Linked DNA regions of Homo sapiens: regions 2 and 3 are each linked to region 1. A link is a loop called in an ENCODE intact Hi-C map of the cell type or tissue named here. Cell type or tissue: Calu3. All regions are shown on one strand.

What was found. A loop is a pair of places that touch in the nucleus more often than their neighbours do. Peaks named below come from ENCODE experiments on the same cell type or tissue, not always from the same donor. Only the 100,000 strongest peaks of a DNase experiment are listed, where the experiment ranks them.
Region 2: a loop joins it to region 1, with 15 times the contacts of the local background. A loop is called at or near these places in 17 of 110 quality-filtered maps.
Region 3: it touches region 1 in a loop (7-fold over the local background); 13 of 110 quality-filtered maps call a loop at or near these places.

The regions. Positions count from the first base shown.
Region 1 is chr12:82,379,975-82,387,974 of GRCh38, reverse strand. METTL25 (methyltransferase like 25) reads right to left here. Exons shown (of 12, transcript NM_032230.3): 2 at 1,008-1,172. Among named protein-coding and RNA genes, the nearest start is that of METTL25, 25 kb to the right of the region's middle. In Calu3, no CTCF peak of the experiment used is centred here; a DNase peak (open chromatin) is centred at 3,854.
Region 2 is chr12:82,623,272-82,631,271 of GRCh38, reverse strand. LOC107984487 (a long non-coding RNA gene) reads right to left here. Exons shown (of 3, transcript XR_001749145.1): 3 at 4,615-4,759. Among named protein-coding and RNA genes, the nearest start is that of TMTC2, 60 kb to the left of the region's middle. In Calu3, a CTCF peak has its summit at 3,219 (motif pointing right); no DNase peak of the experiment used is centred here.
Region 3 is chr12:82,520,326-82,528,325 of GRCh38, reverse strand. No RefSeq gene overlaps it. Among named protein-coding and RNA genes, the nearest start is that of TMTC2, 160 kb to the left of the region's middle. In Calu3, a CTCF peak has its summit at 975 (motif pointing left); a DNase peak (open chromatin) is centred at 935.

The sequences.
Region 1 (8,000 bases):
GACTAATTCCTGCATGAAGAAAAAAAAATGGCTCTAAAAGATATTCTTGGAAAAAGTAAAGAAACTTGAATAGAGACTGCTTATTACACAATATTACTGTATCAGAGTTAAACTCCTGAGTGTGCCAATAAACTATGAGATGTGTAGGAAAATGCCCTTGTTATTTTGAGATACAGAGTGAAGTATTTGAGAGTAAAATGCTAAAATATCTATAACTTATGTTCAAAAGATTCAGAAAAAGAGTGTGTGTGTGTGTGTGCGCGTGTGTGTGTAGAAGAGAACTACAACAAATGTGGCAAAATGTGAACACATGGTGAATCTAGGTGAAAAGTATACAGGGTCTATTGTACTATTCTTGTAACTTTTCTGTAGGTTTGGAAATTTTCAAAATAAAAAGGTGGGGAAAAATAAGGATCAAATAAGAGATATGAAAGAGGTTTGTGTAAGATAAAAGAATCTGAGTTTTTTTTTTTAACCACAGCCTTCTGATCTCTGCCTTTTAATTGGCATGTAGAAACAATTTACATTGAATATTATTATAGATATGGCTGAGTTTTAATCTACCACATTATCATATTTGTTTTTTTAATTTGTACCATCCCCACTTTCTGACACTCATGCTTCTCCCCACATCCCCAAATGTCCCCTTCCACTCTTCCCACCCTCTTCCCATAGAGAACATTAGCCTGCTGCAACAAAAATAATGTAGATTTTGGAATTTGTAGTAGCTCACTGTGATCTGTGTTTGAGGGGCAGGAACTATCTGCAGTAGAAGTTACAAGAGTTACAAGAAGTTACAAGAAAAAAATGTGGACATCTACAAGTTGTTCTGTTTAATATAGTACAAGGGGAAAACCTACACTTCTAAACAATAGTTAATTTGTCAGGGCTTATATATTAAGGTCTAACAATAAATTAATAATATTTTGGAAAGATACACATATATGAACAAAGTATTGCTTCTAAGTACCTAAAAAGCACACATACACACACATAAATAGACATACCAATTCTCTGGTTTTGATTTCCTCGAAGGGCTACAAGCAACTGTTCAAAAGGAGTACATATTCCCAAGTTTTGTACAGAATAGTATTTCGCAGCCAGAGCAAAGGCTTCCACACTCACCAACTTCTGAGAAGTTTCACAAAATATTTTGGGAAAATCAGTCATACCTAAAAAAGTGAAGACAGAAAAAGTCTTCAGCAATAATTAATGGTTAATTAGTGTGATATTAATAAACAACAAATGAACACTTAATTTGTATAACAAATGCCAATATTTTCATTTTGTTGTGAATTTTGGCAATATATCTAATGGCTCCATTTATATTTACTATTTAAACGATTAGCTATATGGAACACCCAGTTTTCTCTTAATATTTTATGCAATTAAAAATTGAAACTCCAAATTACAATCAGGCCTTTTTTATGGAAAGAAAGAGACAGAGACAGAGAGAGAGAAAAGGGAGGAAGGAAGGGAGGGAGGAAGGAAAGGAGGGAGGGAGGAAGGGAGAGAGAGAGGGAGGGAGGGAGGGAGGGAGGGAGGAAGGAAGGAAGGTAGGTTGGTTAAAATCTGAATAGTGATGTATTTATTAAATTTACGAACTGTCCTGGCTGGCCTATAACTGTGCATTTAAAGGTAGTCAGCCCGGGCAACACTGTTACTCCTTGTCCACAGTGCATGAGGAACAATGGTAATATCCCCAGTGGTATATAAATGTCCCTGCAAAACAGTTCCTGCATCATTTGGATGATGCAGACTTGTGGCAGGGGGGCGGGGTGCACGTGCTCAATGCACTGTCAATATGAGTTCCAAAACGAATCAGGTTATAACCTGGTGAAAACAACTCATTTTCTTCCCATGGCCAGTTTTAAACCAGACTTTCTATAAGCTTAGTGTGTAAATGTCAGCAGTTTCCAAATACTCACTAATTTAGACTAGAATGATAAACTGTTGTGCTATTTGCAAATATCTAGTGCCCTTCTCTGTAGGAGGATCATGAACCTTGTTGAACTCAGGTGTGGCTGTATCTTGCCAAGGTGAACCATACCATTTTCAGGAAGAAGTTTTAAGAGTGTCAGAAGATTCAGTACTCTTTTTTGTCTCAGCTCTGTAATCAAAGCATGTGTCAAGACGGAACATTCCTCAGCCTGAATCCTTTAGTGACTACAGCAAGGACAGCATTACTATCAAACTACAATGAACACAAAGCATATATTAAAATTAAATTTCATTCCTTTCAGTAAGTGAGTTTTAAGTTTATTACTGCAGCACACCCCTGCTTATTATGATGGATGCACATAGGCACACTGACAGATTAGTTCAATCTCATTGTTCTATGGCCATTTTTAAGGCAAGTTAATTTATTTAAAAGAGTTAAAAGAAAGCCTTCCAATTTGTCTGTAGTGGTTCAAAGGAGCTCAATAGACGGGAAAGTCCAATCAGGCCCATTCATTGAAAATTAATTTTGAATAATTCAAAAAAACACACATCTTAAAGGCTTAAATGAAGTATGCAAAACGTTCACCTCATGAAACCATGCTGCAATCTAGGGAAGAAGTTTAGTTCTACCAAAAAAATCCATACTATAGGCTATGAAGTCTTCTCCAGCATAGCTAATCTTCTGTAGTTACTTATTAAATTAAAAAAAATTCTTAAACACAAAAAATAGTGATGTTACCTGACAAAACTTAAAGCAAGATAAGTAAGATAAGTGATGAGGGTTTGTAGAATTCTAAATAAAAACTACATATTTAAGCTAATATCTATTAAGCTGGTGGTGGTAATGTTTACCAAATTCATTAATATGAATAAAATCAGCAGATATATATACCTTCCATTTCTGAATCAACTAAACATAAATTAAAATTACTAGAGTAAATTAATTTAAGATATATGTTGTGAATGATGTAAATTTCTATGGATATTTTATAAACTGAATTTACTAACTCAGCCAAAAGTAATAAAATCCACATCAAAATATTTAGCCATGATACAAACTGGAAAACTCAGTCAACTATTAAGTGAAATTCTCAGGTTTAAGGGGAGTCTCAACATCCCCAAGCTCCAAGGCAGCAATTTTGTAGAGTGTGATAGAATAAGAGTATTAAATCTCCAAGTGCAAAGGGACCATTATAATAGTTAGCTATTGGACAATGTTGCCAAAAGAAAGAATTGTGATATTTCTGTTGGAAATGTAAACGTTAAAATCAACTTAACTATCCTACAGAAAAAACTTGAAAAAAATCCAATCCAACATGAATTAAATGCTGTTAATTTCCTTTAAGTACAGGTCTCAGCAATTTCAGAAATTTAAAGATCTGAGTTACAATATTATCTTTACAACAATATTTTTTTTTAAAAAAGGGTAGTTTTCTAATTCAGTCTAACAGTTTATGGTATTTTGGTCTAACCCTAGTTTTACTCAGATAGTCTAGAACTCCATGAAAAAATATTTTTGAATTATGGAAATATAGCTGCTGTACTTTATTTGTTTTCAAGTTATCCAGCCTGTAACTTCCATTACTTGCTATTTTTAAAGATTCAGAGAGAGGGAGGGGGGAGGGAGGGAGGAAGACAGAGAGAGAGAGAGAGAGAGAGCTGTTTATGATCTAGTCTTCATTCCATCTCTGAAACAGTTATGTGAGAAAGTTATGGGACAATAGCAATACATACATATATTCCTCACAGTTCTTCCCTAGGTACTTGTATAATCGCTTTGGATTTGGCAACCAGCAAAACAGAAATTCCAGTGTTACTTAACTTATATTTAGTAAATTAATTAGTACTTAGATTTTTTATGAAGGGAAAACTTTAAATTTGCTGCCTATCGCACCTGCATATTATATGGCTTGATTGTTTGGCCTACATCTCCCTCTACTGGAAGTCCCTGTTCTGCTTTATACATGCTTTACTTATCATCTTTACTTACTCTTACTTTTTATGTACCCCATACCACTAGTCCACAGAGGTTTCTGATAAGACAAGTTATAAGATGGGTTCTTAAAAGATAGGCTAATTGGTCATAAGGGAAGAAGGGAAGGAAAGAGGCAGGAGAGATTATTTTCTACAAATATGAGACCAGGATATATCTCAGTTTATTTTTTTCAATTGTTTGTTTGTATACAAGGGACCAGTGTACAAGGACAAAGATAGAAGAGTCATATATATACACCTTGGATTATAAAAATCTCAAGGCAGAAAAACATATAATATTTTAAAAATAAAAATAAAGTAAAACAATCACTGAATGTATAATATTTATAATTAGTAAATAAAAATAAATGTCTGTCATCCTACTTGAATGTTATACAGCACTTTAAGGAAAACAGAGTACTGTTAGGTCTTACAATAATTCATCCCTATTATTCTAACATTTACTGTATGTATACTATGTGCCAGGCACTGTGCTAAGCACTTTACCTTTCATGTGACAGTTTTATAAGTAGACATAATGCTCTTATCCTCATTTACAGAGGAAACAACTGAGACGTAGGAAGGCTGTAATGTATCAAAGTTTGTACAGACACTAGGTGGATGAATCCAAGGTAGTATGAATTAAGACCTTGGTCTTAATTCCCACATTCCATTAGCATGCCACAGTTGTTAAGTACAGTGGACAAACAAAGAAAATCAAGCAGGACAGCAGTAAAGAAAAGCATTGTCCCAGCTACTTGGGAGGCTGAGACAGGAGAATCACTTGAACCCAGGAGGCAGAGGTTGCAGTGAGCCGAGAACGCGCCACTGCACTCCAGCCTGGGTGACAGACCAAGACTCCGTCTCAAAAAGAAAGAAAAGCATTAGGGAGACCTGACTCTCAGAATCAAGTCTGGCAAGTATTCCCTCTGGCAGAGATCAATATACAGTGATATCCTAAGATACTATATTTTATTAATTATTTCACTTTCTTCACTCCCCTCTACACCTCCCTCTCCACAAAAAGTAATTTTAAGGTTTCAAGAAATTAGCTGGGCATAGTGGCTCATACCTGTAATCCCAGCACTTTGGAAGGCTGAGACATGAGGATTGCCTGAGCTCAGGAGTTTGAGATCAGCCTGGGCAACATAGCAAGACCTCATTTCTACTAAAATTTTAAAAAATTAGCTGGGTACAGTGGCATATACCTGTAGTCCCAGCTACTTGAGGAGCTTAGGATTGCTTGAGCCTGCAAAGTCGAAGCTGTAGTGAACCCTCATCATGACACTGCACTCCAGCCTGGGCAACAGAGCAAGACCCTGAGTCAAAAAAAAAGTTTTAAGAAATTAAAAAGTCATTTTACATATAAAATAATTAATGTCTCTGAAAAAGAAATATCTTTGTAAAATCTTATTATGATATCTATTTGCTGAAACAAAGTAAACCTATGCTTTATGCCCAGTTGTAAAGCAACAATACTTTGCACAAGGCATGAATGAATTGCATGAATGACAGCAATCCCTCAGTACAGTTTGTAGCATCATCAACTATAAAAGGAAAATAAATTCTCCTAAGGCTCCATGGTAATAGCAATCACTGAGGCCACTACAAGGACTTCAATAGCCCAGGGAATGTTTATAATCTCAGGATGAGAAAAAGGTGATTTAAAACATTTAGAATGTGACATAAAGTAAAACGCAATTATGTACTAAATTTGAGATTTTGTTGTTACAGGGTTGGGAAAAGGTCACTAACATCATTATCACACAGCCTAGATCTGTCTCATGGCCCAGAGTTTCAAGAAGAAATCAACAGTGTCCTCTTAATTATAATCTTCACAATGACACAGAAGTATTTTGTATTCATTCCTGCATAAATGTCCTACAGATGTCTTCAATTCAAAAGGTTCAAAACTCAACTGAACATTTTCATGCTCCCAAAACCTTTCCCTTGTTCTATTTTCTAACTTGTTTAATAGCCTTATCACTCACCCACTGGCAAAGCTAAAAGCCTTTACATTACCTGAAATGCTTCTTGTGCCATCAATCCACATGCTAAGCCACCCATCAACTCTGATGTAAAAATGTCCTTCATTTGAAAACCCCCTCCCACATCACTACTGTATTTCAAACCTTGTTAATGCTCTCCAGTACTACTGCCATAGCTTCATAGTTGATTTTTCTCCCTTATCAATAAAACTCTGATAGACAATGCTCAATAGGTTGAGTTGAATTGAACATGTTTTCTAAAATGGAAATTTACTTTTATTCAATGCAAACTTAAACATTTTAAGGCTTTGCCTTCCACAGCAGTTGACTTTTGACTTAAATCTTTGGTAATTGTTTAATACAGCTTAACCGAAAGCTAAAGTCTGTCTTATTGAACTTTGAAAATTAAAGATGGGATGAGTTAAGTTTTCCGAATGTTTTGAGTCTGTTCATAATCCTATACTGTACCAAGGGAAGAAAATAGAATATATACTATCGCTTTCAAAAGAAATTAATTTATATCATCCAATTATGTGCTAGAAAACATTTTGCCTAAGCTATTTCAGCTCACTTTATAGTTGCATATGAAGTGAAAAAATGTTATATAAACATGCAAACCATGCTCTTAGAAGGAATAAAATTAACAAGATATTGACATGCATGTCCTTCTTGTACCAATATTAACATCACATTGAATGTATAAAGTGCATTTAACCATTCCTAAAGCAGTTTCACACTTAACTACATTACTTATAAAAATGAAATTAAATGTAAAAATAGAAAAATGTAACCACAGTATTTTAACTCTAACAGACTCTTCACAGTTTAATTTGAGGGAAAACAAAAATATGCAAAGAAATAGAAATTTAGAAATTGATTTGCTAAATAAAAAATAAACAATTCAGGGGTACCTACCATGTATAAGTTAAAAACTAAACTTGAATAAAGCTACTTTGTTATAACTTACGATTGTCTATGAGACTTAGTGTTTTACTATTTATAGTGTATGCAGACAACAAATGTTCAATATGGATTGAAGGGGGTTCAGCAACTCCCAGTTAGAATTCTATTGGATGCCACATGGAATGAGCTTACTCAGGCCTTTGCACTTGTTTTTACCTCTGTCTGAGACCACCTTCCCTCATGAATTTTCATGGCTCACTCTTCTTTCAGGTGTTTGCTCAAATGTTACCATTTCGGTGAAAACTTCTCTGACAGTCTTGTTAAAAATTGCAATCCCACTGAACTCTCATCACCCTCTGAGTCTTTATTAATTTTTTAAAGCACTTATCACCATCTGGTATAGTAAGCAAGATCCAAGAAGACAAGAATTTTTATTCACTGCTGTATCCTCAGAACCTAGAATAATGTACAGCACATAGAAGGTACTCAATGAATGAACGAGGAAGAACTAGGGTTTGAATTCTGGTTCTCAGAATGTCTATCCCTGTGGCCATGAGCAATTTATTTACCTGCTCTAAGACTCAATTTCTTCATCTATAAAATGGGGAACAATATCTATTTCATAGGGTTGTTTTATGTAATTCACACACATAAACAAATACATATATACACATATACATGTACATTCATATACACACATACAATTATGTACTTAACTACATATATATATATACATACACATACATATATAAACTTTTAAGGTCGGGATGCATGTGCAGGTTTGTTACATAGGTAAACTTTTGTCATGAGGGTTTACTGTACAGATTACATATACCATGGAATACTACGCAACCATAAAAAATAATGAGATCATATCCTTTGCAGGGATATGGATGGAGCTGGAGGTCATTATCCTTGGCAAAGTAATGCAAGAACAGAAAAGCAAATACCAAACGTTCTCACTCATAAGTGGGAAATAAATGATGAGAACACATGGAAACATAGAGGGGAACAATTAACTATATTTTAATATATATTCCTAACACGCAGCCTAGAACATAAATAGGCAACCCTTAAACCATTAAGTCCAAATTAAGTTACTGAGTGTCCTAACAATTGGATCAACTTTCCAAATTTATTGGAATATAGAATTTTTAAAACCTCAAATATTTAAGGCCAGAACATCTTACAGGC
Region 2 (8,000 bases), 240 kb before region 1:
TCATACTGAATGGACAAAAACTGGAAGCATTCCTTTTGAAAACTGGCACAAGACACGGATGCCCTCTCTCACCACTCCTATTCAACATGGTGTTGGAAGTTCTGGCCAGGGCAATCAGGCAGGAGAAGCAAATAAAGGGCATTCAGTTAGGAAAAGAGGAAGTCAAATTGTCCCTGTTTGCAGATGACATGATTGTATATCTAGAAAACCCCATAATCTCAGCCCAAAATCTCCTTAAGCTGATAAGCAACTTAAGCAAAGTCTCAGGATACAAAATCAATGTGCAAAAATCACAAGCATTCTTATACACCAATAACAGACAAACAGAGAGCCAAATCATGAGTGACCTCCCATTCACAATTGCTTCAAAGAGAATAAAATACCTAGGAATCCAACTTACAAAGGATGTGAAGGACCTCTTCAAGGAGAACTAGAAACCACTGCTCAATGAAATAAAAGAGGATACAAACAAATGGAAGAACATTCCATGCTCATGGGTAGGAAGAATCAATATCATGAAAATGGCCACACTGCCCAAGGTAATTTATACATTCAATGCCATCCCCATCAAGCTACCAATGACTTTCTTCACAGAATTGGAAAAAAACTACTTTAAAGTTCATATGGAACCAAAAAAGAGCCCTCATTGCCAAGTCAATCCTAAGCCAAAAGAACAAAGCTGGAGGCATCACGCTACCTGACTTCAAACCATACTACAAGGCTACAGTAACCAAAACAGCATGGTACTGGTACCAAAACAGAGATATAGACCAATGGAACAGAACAGAGCCCTCAGAAATAATGCCGCATATCTACAACTATCTGATCTTTGACAAACCTGACAAAAACAAGAAATGGGGAAAGGATTCCCTATTTAACAAATGGTGCTGGGAAAACTGGCTAGCCATATGCAGAAAGCTGAAACTGGATCCCTTCCTTACACCTTATACAAAAATTAATTCAAGATGGATTAAAGACTTACATGTTAGACCTAAAACCATAAAAACCCTAGAAGAAAACCTAGGTAATACCATTCAGGACATAGGCATGGGCAAGGACTTCATGTCTAAAACACCAAAAGCAATGGCAACAAAAGCCAAAGTTGACAAATGGGATCTAATTAAACTAAAGAGCTTCTGCACAGCAAAAGAAACTACCATCAGAGTGAACAGGCAACCTACAGAATGGGAGAAAATTTTTGCAACCTACTCATCTGACAAAGGGCTAATATCCAGAATCTACAATGAACTCAAACAAATTTACAAGAAAAAAACAAACAACCCCATCAAAAAGTGGGTGAAGGATATGAACAGACACTTCGCAAAAGGAGACATTTATGCAGCCAAAAGACACATGAAAAAATGCTGATCATCACTGGCCATCAGAGAAATGCAAATCAAAACCACAGTGAGATACCATCTCACACCAGTTAGAATGGCGATCATTAAAAAGTCAGGAAACAACAGGTGCTGAAGAGGATGTGGAGAAATAGGATCACTTTTACACTGTTGGTAGGACTGTAAACTAGTTCAACCCTTGTGGAAGTCAGTGTGGCGATTCCTCAGGGATCTAGAACTGGGAATACCATTTGACCCAGCCATCCTATTATATAATCCTTTGGCTTATTATTATTTATAAGCCAAAGGATTATAAATCATGCTGCTATAAAGACACATGCACACGTATGTTTATTGTGGCACTATTCACAATAGCAAAGACTTGGAACCAACCCAAATGTCCAACAATGGTAGACTGGATTCAGAAAATGTGGCACATATATACCATGGAATGCTATGCAGCTATAAAAAAGGATGAGTTCATGTCCTTTATAGGGACATGGATGAGGCTGGAAACCATCATTCTCAGTAAGCTATTGCAAGGACAAAAAAACCAAACACCGCATATTCTCACTCATAGGTGGGAATTGAACAATGAGAACACTTGGACACAGGAAGGGGAACATCACACGCCAGGGACTGTTGTGGGGTGGGGGGAGGGGGGAGGGATAGCATTAGGAGATATACCTAATGTTAAATGATGAGTTAATGGGTGCAGGACACCAACATGGCACATGTATACATATGTAACAATCCTACACGTTGTGCATATGTACCCTAAAACTTAAAGTATAACAATAATAAAATTAAAAAAAGGAAATAAAATAAAATAAAATAATCATCTGTACACACAAAAAAAAACCCACAATGAGATACCATCTCACACCAGTTAGAATGGCGATCATTAAAACATCAGGAAACAACAGATGCTGGAGAGGATGTGGAGAAATGGGAATGCTTTTACACTGTTGGTGGGAGTCTAAATTAGTTCAACCATTGCAGAATACAGTGTGGCGATTCCTCAAGCATCTAGAACTAGAAATACCATTTGACAGAGCAATCCCATTACTGGGTATATACCCAAAATATTATAAATCATTCTACTATAAAGACACAGGCACACATATGTTTATAGTGGCACTATTCACAGTAGCAAAGACTTGGAACCCGTCCAAATATCCATCAATGACAGACTGGATAAAGAAAATGTGGTGCATGTACACCATAGAATACTATGGAGCCATAAAAAAGAATGAGTTCATGTCCTTTGCAGGGACATGGATGAAGCTGGAAACCATCATTCTCAACAAACTAACAGAGGAACAGAAAACCAAATACTGCATGTTCTCACTCATAAGTGGGCTGTGAAAAATGAGAACACATGGAGACAAAAGGGGAACATCACACACCGGGGCCTGCTGTGGCGTGCAAGGCTAGGGGAGGGATAGCATTAGGAGAAATACCTAATGTAGGTGACGGGTTGATGGGTGCAGCAAACCACCATTGCATGTGCATACCCCTGTAACAAAAGTGCACATTCTGCACATGTACCCAAGACTTTAAAGTATAATAAAAACAAAACAAAAACAAAAACAAAAAACACTGCTATTTTGAATTCTTAGAGAGTTCACATACTGCTGTCTCAGATTCAGAGGATTGTTTCTTGCTTTGTCCATTTGGGGAGTCATGGTTCTCTGCTTGTTGTTTCTTGTGGATGTATATCTATATCTTTGCACTGAAGGATTATTTATTCCAGTCTTCTCTGTCTGGCTTGTATTGATTTTTATTTGATATGTTTGCTTTTAATTTACCCGTTGATTATTTTTCTTTTTCTCCTTTTTCCACTAGGTTACTGCCTCCTTTTGATCACTAGATGGCTCCTTAAGTCCAGGTTTGCCCAGTTCTAGTAAACAATCGCAGCCTGTCTGGAATGGAGAAGATACCAAGGAGAACATCCCAGTAGTATGAAAAGGCTGGCTAGGGGTTCGTGCCGTGGGGACCAGTGTAACAAACCACCTACAGTGCGGTGCTGCTGAACAGCCACTCTGATTTGGCATCTCCTTTGGCCAAGTGACAGAGCAGAGTTTTCAGGCCGGGAATAATACTCCCACCACCCCGCTTTGTCTCTTGCTCTCAGAGATATTTCTCCCTTCAGGCATTCCTGATGCGCTCATGAGTGGAGGTAGAAACAGGTCTCCTGCCAGGGAAACCAAGATGGTGCAGAAGCTAGTTGTTCGCCTTGATCTTACTTTTCCCAGTGTAGAAATTGTGAGTCAGAGGACAGTTTTCCACGTGCTTGGTGCCAGGCAGATTGGCATCAGGGATGTGGAGATCTGTTTCTCTTATCATCGCCTTCAAGTTTGTTCACTTCTCTGTGGCCCTGGAACTGCCTCCTCCTCATATTTGAGTTCTGGGATATTGCTGGTGACAATCTTAGAACTGTGTTTGTTTTTGGTTTTCTGTGAGGTTAAGTGAAGCCAGCTTGCTTCTTCACTGTCAATTAGGAACCACTTCAGACAATTATAGATTAAGCAGACTGTGTTGATGATTTAACTGCTCCAACTTCCATTATCCATTCTTCCTATGTTTTGCTCTGTATTGCAGGTAACTGTACCATGCCAACTCTCCACTTCCTTGCCTTTTTCTTCTGGTTCCTTTCTACCAATGTGAGGAACTGGCTAGATTGAAGTGTGGGACGAAGGAAGAAGCTAGGTTTTTTTCCCTTCCTTCCTTTCCACTTCAGGTAGCAACTCTGGCGATAACCACATAGTCTCTGTATTTCCAACTTTCATCAGATAGCTACTCCCTCTGTGGTCCTAACTCCTGGTGGACAGCCTCTTACAAGGAGGCATTGGCTTTGGGCTCTGTCAACCTTACCTCCTCCCTTGGGCCTCCTGCCATTGCTATATTCAGGCTGCCTCACTATCTCTTATAGATCTTCTCTTTGTACATCCATTATTAAACTATCTGATGTGGGCTTTGCCTTCTTGATTGATCTTGACTGACAATAGTAAATAATGGGTCATATAGGGTCCCAAATCCTGCTCAAACCATAACACAAAATTTTAATATAATTAAAGTTTTATATAATGATTAGACAGCATAGGATTCAGATTAATACATAAAGATTTTGATATACCTATGAAAAGAATGAGACAACCCCTATTGGGTCTCAATGATTATGTACATGTGAGGTTTTGGAAGTGTTTGAGAGGATAGGAAGAAGAAAATGGTAAAAAGACATATACAAATAAGTAGAACTTACCTAGAATGGGTCCAAACAAGTTGCTATAATGGCTCAGAGGAAGATGACAACATTTTAGCTTCAGGTATTGGGATGGTAAACACAGAGCAGGCAGTTTTCAATAAGGCCTTGATGGATGACTAAATCTTGAAAATTTAAAGATGAGGATAATGATATTCTGGAAATAAGAAAGAGCAGGCGCAAAATTTCAGTAGTGAAAAGAGGAGAAATTTACTTTTTATATTGAAATGTCTAGTTTGACTGGAATACCAGAAGAAAAAGCTAGAATAGGCTGGGTCTGAATAATTGAAGGGTTTAGGTAATATTTTAAAAGTCCTAGTTTCTATTTTTCACATACCCATGGCTTGTAACTAATATAGAAGTACACTTCAGTTTATGTGCAACAATATGATAACAGGGATTTTGTTTTGTTTACTGCCCAATCTGTAGTGACTTGCAATGTGCTGCTTGGCATAATATGTGCCCAATAAGTATTTGTTATATAAATTAATGGGGCATAGTCTTTGTATCATAGTTCACAATAACTATAAAACTAATCACTCATTTATATAAAAATCAGGCACCTACTAAGTGAAGGGCATTTTTAAAATGTCTCCTCCAAATATTTAACAGAACAAAGTGCTGCATTAGAAAATCATTCTAACAACATTATCACAATAACTACCAACACCTCTCAAAATGTGAGCTTTGAAGCACATGAATCTGTGAGACCTTGAATATTATTTAGCACAACTCCTTTCCAGCAGAATCTGGGCTTGGGCTCCACAGGATTCAACACCTATTTATCCCTTAAATGTTGCTGCTAAAATGTGGCCCTTCACAGAGGTTAATGGATCTTCAAACTGGAACGTCTTTCCAAACTTTCACAGCTGCTCTGAGTAAATACACCAGATTCCCAAATGCCAGGCTTGTGTGACAGAGCTCTGGCACCAGCTGAGTTTGCCATTCATTATGCCATTGTCTCACAACACACCCGGAAAACAAAGCCCTATAGATGGCTGGTCATTATCTTGGTTTGGGATAGCACAAGGGCCCAGAGGGCAGTGCTTGGAAGAAATCCACTTGTGTGTAGGGACTTTTAATTGAAATCTCAAACACACTCCGGAGCTCTGGAATGCTACTTCTTGGAGCTATTGCTATTCCCTCTCACCAGGCACATTTTGGCTCTAACTTTTGTAAGGATAGGAAGCTGTTCCATAAATGCTGTAGCCTGGCGAATGCGGCTACAGTGAGACACTAACAAATCCTGCTTTTAGGTGAACTGTTTCTAACCATGGATGCTTGCCCTGGGCTATCCATTTCAATTAGTGAGATTTAGTTTTGTCTTCTTTAATTTCTAACTTGGCCTGTTTTTAATGAGCAGCTAAAAATTCTATAACAATGAAGATGAAGAATGACTTACATTCTTTATTTGTAGTAGGAATGTCCATGTATCAACTGTTATTTTGAACAAGTTTGTTTTTTTTTTTTTTTGGTTTCTTGTTGTTTTGAACAGAAGTTTTCATCATGAGGGAATCTGATTTATAAATGGCCCTTGACATTCTATAGAGAGGGGAAAGGTTACATTGATAATTATATCTGTGAAGAAAGGGGAAAGAAAAGTTTGGATGATGGCTTGTTTACATGACTATCTCTGGAGTTCTGTACTATAGCACTGAGGAGATATTTTCACTTCTTACTCCCATCTAAGACCAAAGGATTTTATTTGCCAATGGCGATGTATGGCTTGGCAAATGTAGAGCTACTCAGAAGACGTTATACTGAACATAGATCCTAGTGGATTGAGACTACACCAATCTGCGAAGATTCTGGAAATCCAGGGCACAAGAATGCTACTGAAACCATGATCATGGCCTCAAAGCCCCTTTCACTACCAGTTATCACACATGATCATAACGATCCTAACACTTTGATCACCTGAGATATGTCTAAGGAAAACTTTTACAGGTTCTACATAATCCCAATATCTACTTCTGTTAAACTCGTTCCATAAAATGTAGGAGATAAATAAGGTCCTGTAAATTATTGCTGTGCAATATAATCAACACTAGTAGGTACAACGGGTAGAATATGCCTAGTTATCAACCTGAGCCTTCTCCAAACACAGGCAAAATTTGATTTATAAACAAAAGAAATGATTTCTATTTTGTCAAACTTTAAAATCTTCAAATCCATAGCAACATTGTGTGTGTGATTATCTAACACTTTGGTAAATTGTTTCAGTGTATGTAACTTTTCAAAGTACTTTAGTATTAGGTAAACTGACATGATATAAAAATATTGGGAAGAACTTACAGCAATATTAAAAAGCTTCCTGTTGCAATTATATTCAGAAATAAATACAGCTTAATTCTGATTTAAAATCTACTGCTGATTCCCTTTTTATATCTTCATCCTTTATCTTCCCTACCCCATCATGTTATCAATATTGCATTTATTATTTTTGTTTTTCGATGACTTTATTTCTTGGTAAAAAATTATGCTTGCTTGTCATTTTTGAAAAATTAAAGCAAAACAGAAAAATACAAGAAAGTTTTAAAAAATCCCACTACAGGCCGGGCGCGGTGGCTCACGCCTGTAATCCCAGCACTTTGGGAGGCCGAGGCTGGTGGATCACGAAGTCGGGTGATCAAGACCATCTTGGCTAACACTGTGAAACCCCGTCTCTACTAAACATAGAAAAAAAATTAGCTGGGCGTGGTGGCGGACGCCTGTAGTCCCAGCAACTGGGGAGGCTGAGGCAGGAGAATGGCGTGAACCCGGGAGGCGGAGCTTGCAGTGAGCCAAGATCACGCCACTGCACTTCAGCCCAGGCTACAGAGCGAGACTCCATCTCAAAAAAAAAAAAAAAAAAAAACCCACTGCAGAAAAAAACCCATTATTAATATTAAAGCAGGCATTATTCTCCATATTTTTCTCTTCATGTGGCAAAAAGAAATAAACATTAACTTATTATTTCTAAAATAATTACACATGTCCAAGTCTGGGTTCCCAGGAAGCAGATGTTAAGATGGAGTTTAGGGTGCAAGATAATTATAAGGAATCAACACACGACAAGAGAAAGGCGAGAAAGCAGTGTTGTGCAGAAAGAGAAGTCAAACTGTAGTACTGGCCCAGAAAATGCCTGAACCAACCCAGCAGAGAGCCCTGGGACATGTAATGTCTTTGGAGGGTCCTATATGGGTCCTTCAGACTCCTACTTTTTCATGGAATGCAGACTGTCCACAGAAAGGGTGTGACTCAGGCAAGGTGTCTTCATGCAGCTGACTTCCTTTTTCTCAGCTGGGCAGCAAGTTCTTCCTTGGGGAGGAACTGGACAGTATATCACCATGCCCACCATGGGTGGTGGTGAAGTCTGTGTCAGGCTTTATTGGCAGAAACATAGCTGAGAAACCCAT
Region 3 (8,000 bases), 140 kb before region 1:
CCTCAAACCTGAGTATTCAAATTCCTAACACATTCTTACCAAGATTCTCACCACATCTCACTAATTATCCATCCATGCAAACATTTCTAGTGATGGTAAGCTCACCATCTGAACTTCTGAAATAACCATTTCTATTTTTAAAAACATTTTGTTTATTGGAAAAGCCTTCCGTTGTTTGAATCACCTATCACTACCCATTTGCACATTCTAAATTATCAAGCATACGTTTATTCCCTCTTCTAAAGGGAAGATATTTTCTTATGTCAAGATATACATAGATTCTCCCTCCAAACTATAAAAAAGAAGTCTTTTCTTCTCAGTTTAATTATGACTTAAAGAAAATAAGTTAAACTTTAAACTTCTTTTGGGAAACCAAGTAGCAGTAATTATATACTAAAGCTTCAATGTGCTCTTTTCAGTTGTGATAACCACAGGCCACTTTAACACTATGACAGGTTAATTTTCACTGTGCAGTAGATACAACTAATAAATTAAGAAAAATTAAAACACAGAATGAAAGTCACAGAATATGTGAGGTCAAAACCAAAAATTTGAGATGCTTAGGGGTTCCAAACACATACTAGTAGAAAGAGACCACAATGCCATTTTACAAATGTATACATTTTATTATGTTCAGATTTGATAACATTTTGAGGTTTCTTTCCAATGTTTTGACATGAAGAATAATTTGTATTAACTAAGTCAACTAGAAGAATTTTTATGTAATTTCTAAGAAATTCTGTTTTTTGAAGTTCTGTAACACCAACATCTTGGATCCATTATTTTTATTTATTCTTTTTTCCTCTCACTTGAATATTGGTTCAATTATGCAAAGCTTTCAAGAGGAAAGCTTCATATTGAAAACTTCTGACCTCTGTGCATTTTTACTAACCAAACATTCATAATTTTTTTTCCTCTCCCTGACTTGCTACAATGTGGTAGGTGGCGACCTCTACTGGTTGTCAGATAATGTAGCCAAAGCCGCATTGACAATTTCAGCAAATAACCTCTTCTCTAAGATGCGTAGGAGAAAATAACCAGAATGCATTGAAAATTAAATGTTTAAGAAAAATAACAAACTCTTGCTGGTTTTAACGCGGTTTGAAGGTCTACATTTAATAATTTCTTTAGTTCAAGAAATGTGTTTTGGTTTTTACCCTCATCTGTATTTATTTTTTGAGAATAAAATCATGGTTGCTATAGAGTCATCAGAACACGTATTTCAGATTTCAAAAGCAATGCCTGAAGTTGCAGTTATGCAAAGTAAATGAATTCTAGAGACCTTCGGTATATCATAGTGCCTATAGTTAACAATATGGTATTGTGTACTTAAAAATCTAAGAGGGTACATCTCATAGTAAGTATTCATTTCACAGTAAAATAAAAATAAACAATGTTTGGTAGGATTTTACTTATAATCAAAAGAAACACAAACCTGTTGTAAAAACATTCAAATACTCCAGAAGTGATATCAGTTAAAAAAAAAAGTGATTTTCTCCATCAGCACTTCCCCTAGTCTAACTTTACAGGATTCAGATTAATTTAACATGGGCAAAATTATTTTGATGTGTGTTTTACCTGTTTTAGGTCTTAGGCTAAATTCAGATGGATGGAATTTAAGCACGCATTAAGTTTCAGAGTAACAGGGTAAGGAGTAAAAAAATTAAAGACACCTCCTTCCATGCCCTTAAGGAATTGAATGCTGGAGAAGATTGCCTGATAGTTTTGCCAGAGGGAAGACTTAACTAATTCTTTCTCCTAAAAATGTCAGAGTATTAATATTAATTTTCAAAAGGATAGGAAAAAGAACAAAGTGTACTTGAATGTAAGTATCCTAAATCTAGGTTTTCCAAGTTCAGTAGAGGGAAAAAACTAAATTTTTAGCCTTTCATTTTCAGTGGAAAGCTGCTCAACCAGCAAAAATAAAACTAAGTTCTTTTTTCATAACAGACCAATCTCTTTTTAAAATATCAAAATCGCTGAATAAAAGGATTCTTAAGTGTCTGCTCAATGACCATTTATTATTAGACATTTAACTCAAGACGAAGCCAACAAAACAAGGAATCTTAGTAGTTTCATGGAGTTCATGGTTTGGTTTAACCTGTAAAAAAAAAATCTGATACTTAAGAGGTTTTTCATTCAGAATGAAAAAAAGGAAAGCTGGAATTAAGAGTGATCTCCACTTGTAAATTAGAAGTCTTGCTAACGTTTCAAAACATGTTAATATTTACGATACGAACTACTCAAAGCTTGGTAAAATCCTAGCTATGCCGGGTCCTTGAATGTAGTAAGAAAAAAATGAAATTTTATTCCAAAGAATTTATTAAATGGGTACAAAATAAAACACCATTTTCCAACAAATGCAAATATTCACTGAAAGATTTAATCATTTTGTCCTAAATTACAGGTATTTGCTGTTTAGTTAGACATTGGAAGCTTTTGAGTTAGATTTTAATGGCTGCTTAGGGTAGAGAACTAGCTCATGTTAACAAAGTGAATCAGGCTAGAGGTTTTCGGTTGTGGTTCTGCAGACCAGCGCTGGTTTGCCACAATATTTTCACTGGTCCACAGTGAAATTAGAACACTATGATAAATGAAGATAATTTTTCATGAAGCTAAGTACATTAAATTTAAAGACCTGCACTTTGAACTTCAAACTTTTGTACTGTCAATCATCTTTATGAAAAGAAAAATAGAGTAATATTAAAATTGATTTAAAAAATTAAAATTAAAACTGATCTTATTCAGCAAAAGAAAAACTTGACAATGTTTTCAGTCCCATCTCTCATACTTTTGAAATTTTACTTATTTTTAAAATCCTAAAGCCCATAGCCACTGCATTTCAGTCTTCCTCTCTTCTTTCAAAACAAAGATCTTACTCTAATATGTAAGGGATGAATCTTCTGATCTGAGCTTACTCAGGTTGTAAGTACAGTTGGCACAGTACTTAGAAAATTCCTCATTTAACCTGAGGAAAACTGCAAAAAGAACATGTGACTTACCATAATTCCAAAATAGTTATAGAACTGCATTTTGTGGAAAGGATTTTTTTTTTCCTTATAGTTTTTGAGAAACCCTGTGAAATCCACGTGTATATCAGTGGGATTTATCTTTCAGAATTGGGAAGATATGTTTTGTCAGTCATAAATGAACTGTAATCCCCATAGATTCAGGTTTAATTCAAAAACATTCTCTCTAGAGCTGCTAAATTTGGCAACTCACATTCTCCCCTCCATATGCTATCCTTAGAGAATTCTACATATATTGTCCATAATGGTTTCTACTTAGGATGTCTGGAAAAGTAGATATTATGGTCACAGAAGGGCCATTAAAGGGAATTTGAAAACAGATCCATTAAGTTGAAGTATTCAATTGTCAGAGTCTTCAACTTGGATGGACTATGCTAATTGATATTCAAGGAATAACTCCATCTGCCCGCTGCTTATATCATAGCTTCTAACTACTCATGCTTGTATCACTCACTAACCTGGTTTGGTATTCTCCCTGGAGAGAGAATTAGCAGAACACGGTGTGCATAAAAAGTACAGCAGATAAATAATGAATTGTCCCTAAATGTGGACTTCATTTCCATTCCATTCTGTTATTCAGAGCCTTCACTATTTCAAATAGCCATCTTTTTTTCATTAATTACATCAGCTCTGCTTTTGTTATGTCTTGTTGGAAAAGAGAAGAAAGTTTCCATTATTTCTCTTCTAGACTGTGGAATGAAGCAGATGGGGCATTTTGCAAACATTCAATCATATCTTGAAATCTCTGGTCAGTTTTTGAGTGGATTTAAAAAATACTTTTCTGTATTCTTACGCTAGCTTTCCCCAAATTCGTGTTTTTTTCTCTCTCTGCTCGTCTTTTGTGGCCTTATCCTTTTCCCCCAACCTGGCTCTCATTTTCAAACAGTTCTCAAGAGAAACAAAAGTTTCCCAAAGGTTCCCCAACTTGGCTCTGTCTCAGCAATGCAGAACTATTTTTGAGTTTCTCTTTTTTAATTCTAAAGTTGCTTTTCTTCTGTTTAAGTGATTTTTAGGAAACAGTCTCTCCTCTGGTGTGTATACTAGCTGCTCTCTGTTGGACAGCATTTCTGAGGTCCTTGTCATGTGGCACTCAGCTAAAGATTAACTTGTAGTTTTAGCTGCAAGTTTTAGATTAACCTTTCATGGGATGGTCGTCTCAGGAATAGCACAGTGATAATATTTGCTTGAATATGGGCAGTACGTACCCACTTGTTGTCTCATTTGACTCTCACAAGGATCCTGCAAAGCAAAGAAGACTGTTATTATTTTTCCCGTTTTACAGATGAGGAAAATATGGCCCTAAGGAGTTATGTGACTGGTCTAGCAAACTCTGTGTACCAGTAAATTGTGGAACAGAAAGAGGAATGCTGCTCTTCTGTCTTTGGTGTTTTCTCCCAGTGTTTTTCCTGGGACCTCCTTCTTTATCTTTAAGATGAGAAAACAACAACACAAACTGTCTTACTGTTGTTAAGAGGAAAGAGTGAAAGAATTTGGATAAAACAGATTAATGCATGGCAAGAATAATGCATGGCACTTAGTGAATGCTCACCAAATGTTAATTATTATACTTTATGTGTCATATAAATATAACAGATAAATTGGCAGAATGACATACAAATGTAGCTGCTTTCCTTCTGCTCACAAAAGGATATAACAATCTACAAGGGAGAGCTTTTAAGTAGCCATTGACTAAAACCCAAGGATTTTAATATTATGTTTGGTTCCAGTTGAACAGCAGCAACACCCTCCCCACACTGGCTTTACCCTCCCTTTTCTCAAGGAAAAGTAATAGATAGATTGATTCTTCTATACAATGAAACCAGCTAATCCAAACAATATGATGCACAGTCTGGAGAAAAGATTCTGGATTCGTATCATGTCTCAAATTTACAAGCTGTATGGCCACGCTTTGGGCAAATATTTAATCTCTCTGTGCCTCAGTTTTCCTATCTGTAAAATGTGGCTATTAAGGCCTATCAAATAGGTGGTTAAGAGGACTATAATAGGAATCAATATGAGTATAAAGGATGTTTAATTGGAATTCTTGACCATGGCACCAAGATATGATGGATATTGGATATAACAGACGCTCAAAATGAAATTTACAAAGAAAATATTTGGGTCCGTTGCTCTCATGAGCCCCATCCCCAGCTGTCTTTTACCCAGAGCAGGGATATGAAAGGACCAGAAGAGTGGGATTTGGGGAGGATTTATCAAAAGACTTTCTTAGTTGACAGCTGGAGGGGTGTAGTGGTGCTGTCTGCCAGTGCTAGGTCAGGTGAGAGGGGCTTGGCAAGAGCACTGAGAGTATAACAGGTGTTCCTGGGCCTGTGGACTGAGCCCTACCTCAGGATTGAACAAGTAAAACAGCTGATAACAACAGAGCTGAGAGCTGCTCCTGAGAAGTGACTGCACCTGTCTTGTCCAATAGCAGGTTAAAGGTAATTGGATCTCAGGGGCTAGAACTGGTTGTGATGTCAACCTGGAGTTGTTCTTAAAGGGATCCCCTCAAGTGCATGGTCTGCCAGGGAAAGGAGACTGCAGATACAGCGACTATACCAGCCAGGGCAGGAATGCTGGGGAGGACGATGGAGACCCACCAATGCTAAAGGCCTGCCCATGAAAAGGGAGTTACCATTGGAAAGTCTTGAGGGAGTTCCCAGAAATTAAAAGGATCCCATGAGAGAACATGTCAGCATCAAATAACTGCTCCACTCCTTCAGTAGCTCCCTGGAGAATATATCACCGTCTTACGAAAGTACCCATCGGGGAGAAATGTCCTTTGTACCTTACGTCTTTCCATGACCCTTCTTTCTTTTCTGGCTCTCTCCCACTGCAAACAGCTTAACAAAGACAGGCTCTGGCCAATGGAAGTGAGGAGGCAGGAGTGTTTCCACTTTAAATCAGGCTCAAACTTTTGATTATAACACAATCATGGATGTTTTACATTATAAATTAGATTGTGTTTGTGATTTAAAGTGACTGCAGGGCTACCATCTAAGTATAACCAGTGATGTTAGAGGCTGGCTCAAGATTTCATCCAAATAGGGAAAAGAATAGCTCCACCGCACTTTACTAAAGAGAAAAAGGGACAAAAATAGGCTATTTTGTAATAGTTTTCTATAATGCATGTTATATTAGATTTGCGGGCAACTCGGACCCCTCAAGTTATTTTCATAGGAAGTATCCTCACAAGTCAAGTCTTCCTCATCCTGCACTTACTTGTACAGGATGGGATAATTTTTTTTTTTTTTTTTTGAGACAGAGTCTCACTCTGTTGCCCAGGCTGGAGTGCAGTGGTGTGATCTCGGCTCACTGCAAGCTCCGCCTCCTGGGTTCATGCCATTCTCCTGCCTCAGCCTCCTGAGTAGCTGGGACTACAGGCACTCGCCACCATGCCTGGCTAACTTTTTGTATTTTTAGTAGAGATGGGGTTTCACCATGTTAGTCAGGATGGTCTCCATCTCCTGACTTCGTGATCTGCCCACCTTGGCCTCCCAAAGTGCTGGGATTACAGGCGTGAGCCACCATGCCCGGCCAGGATGGGATAAAATTTTAAAATAACCATTTTTTATCTCTCTCTTCACCTTTAGTACTTCTCAGTGGGGATATTCCTTTTGCTTTGTCCCATGGTTTCTAATTAAGATTAATTAGATGAAGAACCTTGAATGTAGTATTTTCTCAAAGCTATTGGTATTCTTTCTTCTTTAATCTGCAGGCCTATGTTCTTACCTAAAAAATAAAAATTTTGAATGAAAAAAATTAAGAAAATTTAAAATATTTAAAATCTCTCACCAAATATAGAATAGACAACCATCAAGTTTCTTCTTGATAACTTTAAGTAGTAACTTACTACTTCTCTAAACTATTGGAAACCTACAGATGCCAGAAAGTTATTTCTTAAACTAAAACAAAATCCATATTCATATAATTTTTATCAATTTGTTCATCTTTTACTCCCCAGAAGAATATATCTCATGCTTAACTGACATTCTATGGTTTTCAGTGTTATCTGTCTTCTACATAGTATTGGAAGACAGTTACATCTTCCTTAGTTGGACACAAGGCCCACATGTAACCTAAGAGCTGAGCCCATTCAGCTGTCATAACACGTATATTAGGTTTGTGTTCAACTCAAACCTATCAAGTTATTTTTATAAGAAAAATCCCACAAGTCAAGTCTTGCTCCTCCTGTACTTATACAGTTGGTTATTGAAAAATAAAAGAAAAAAATGTATCATTTTTGACTCTATTTTGTTGGTTTTATTCTACTGTTCCAGGCTTTTACAAATATTTGGAATCCCCTTTCTGATTCAGAAAAACTGATATTTATTTTTGTATTTATGTATTATTTACTTTTTATTTTAGAGACAGGATCTCGCTGTGTCACCTAGGCTACAGTGCAGTGGTATGATCTCAGCTCATTGAAGCCTTAACCTTCTGGGCTCAAGGAATCCTCCCACCTTAGCCTCCTGAGTAACTGGAACTACAGGTACATGCTACCACATCTGGCTAGTTTAAAAAAAATTGTAGAGACAGGGTCTCACTTGTTGCCCAGGATGGTCTCAAACTCTTGGGCTCAAACAATCCTTCACCTTGGCCTCCCAAAGTGCTGAGATTACAGGCATGGACCACTGCACTCAGCCTAATTTTTATAGTTATTTTTTTCTCTATCCCATCTTTTACCTTTGATAGTTTGTAGGAATTCTTTTAATTCCTCTTTTAAGCCACTGATAAAAAATTTGAACAGGAAAATTATTCTTCAATGAACATCCTTGGATATGTTGATTCTTGTGTATTCTGAGTGGATTTCACCAAGGCATATACTCCCAAAATGAATTACTGTATAAGTTGTGAACATTTTAATTTTTATTAGACATTGATAAATTTCACATTCTTTAAATAAGTTAAATATAAGCAGTATGGTTGCAATTGACTTTTCTTATATGAAGGAGTTGCTGTTCTAAAAAT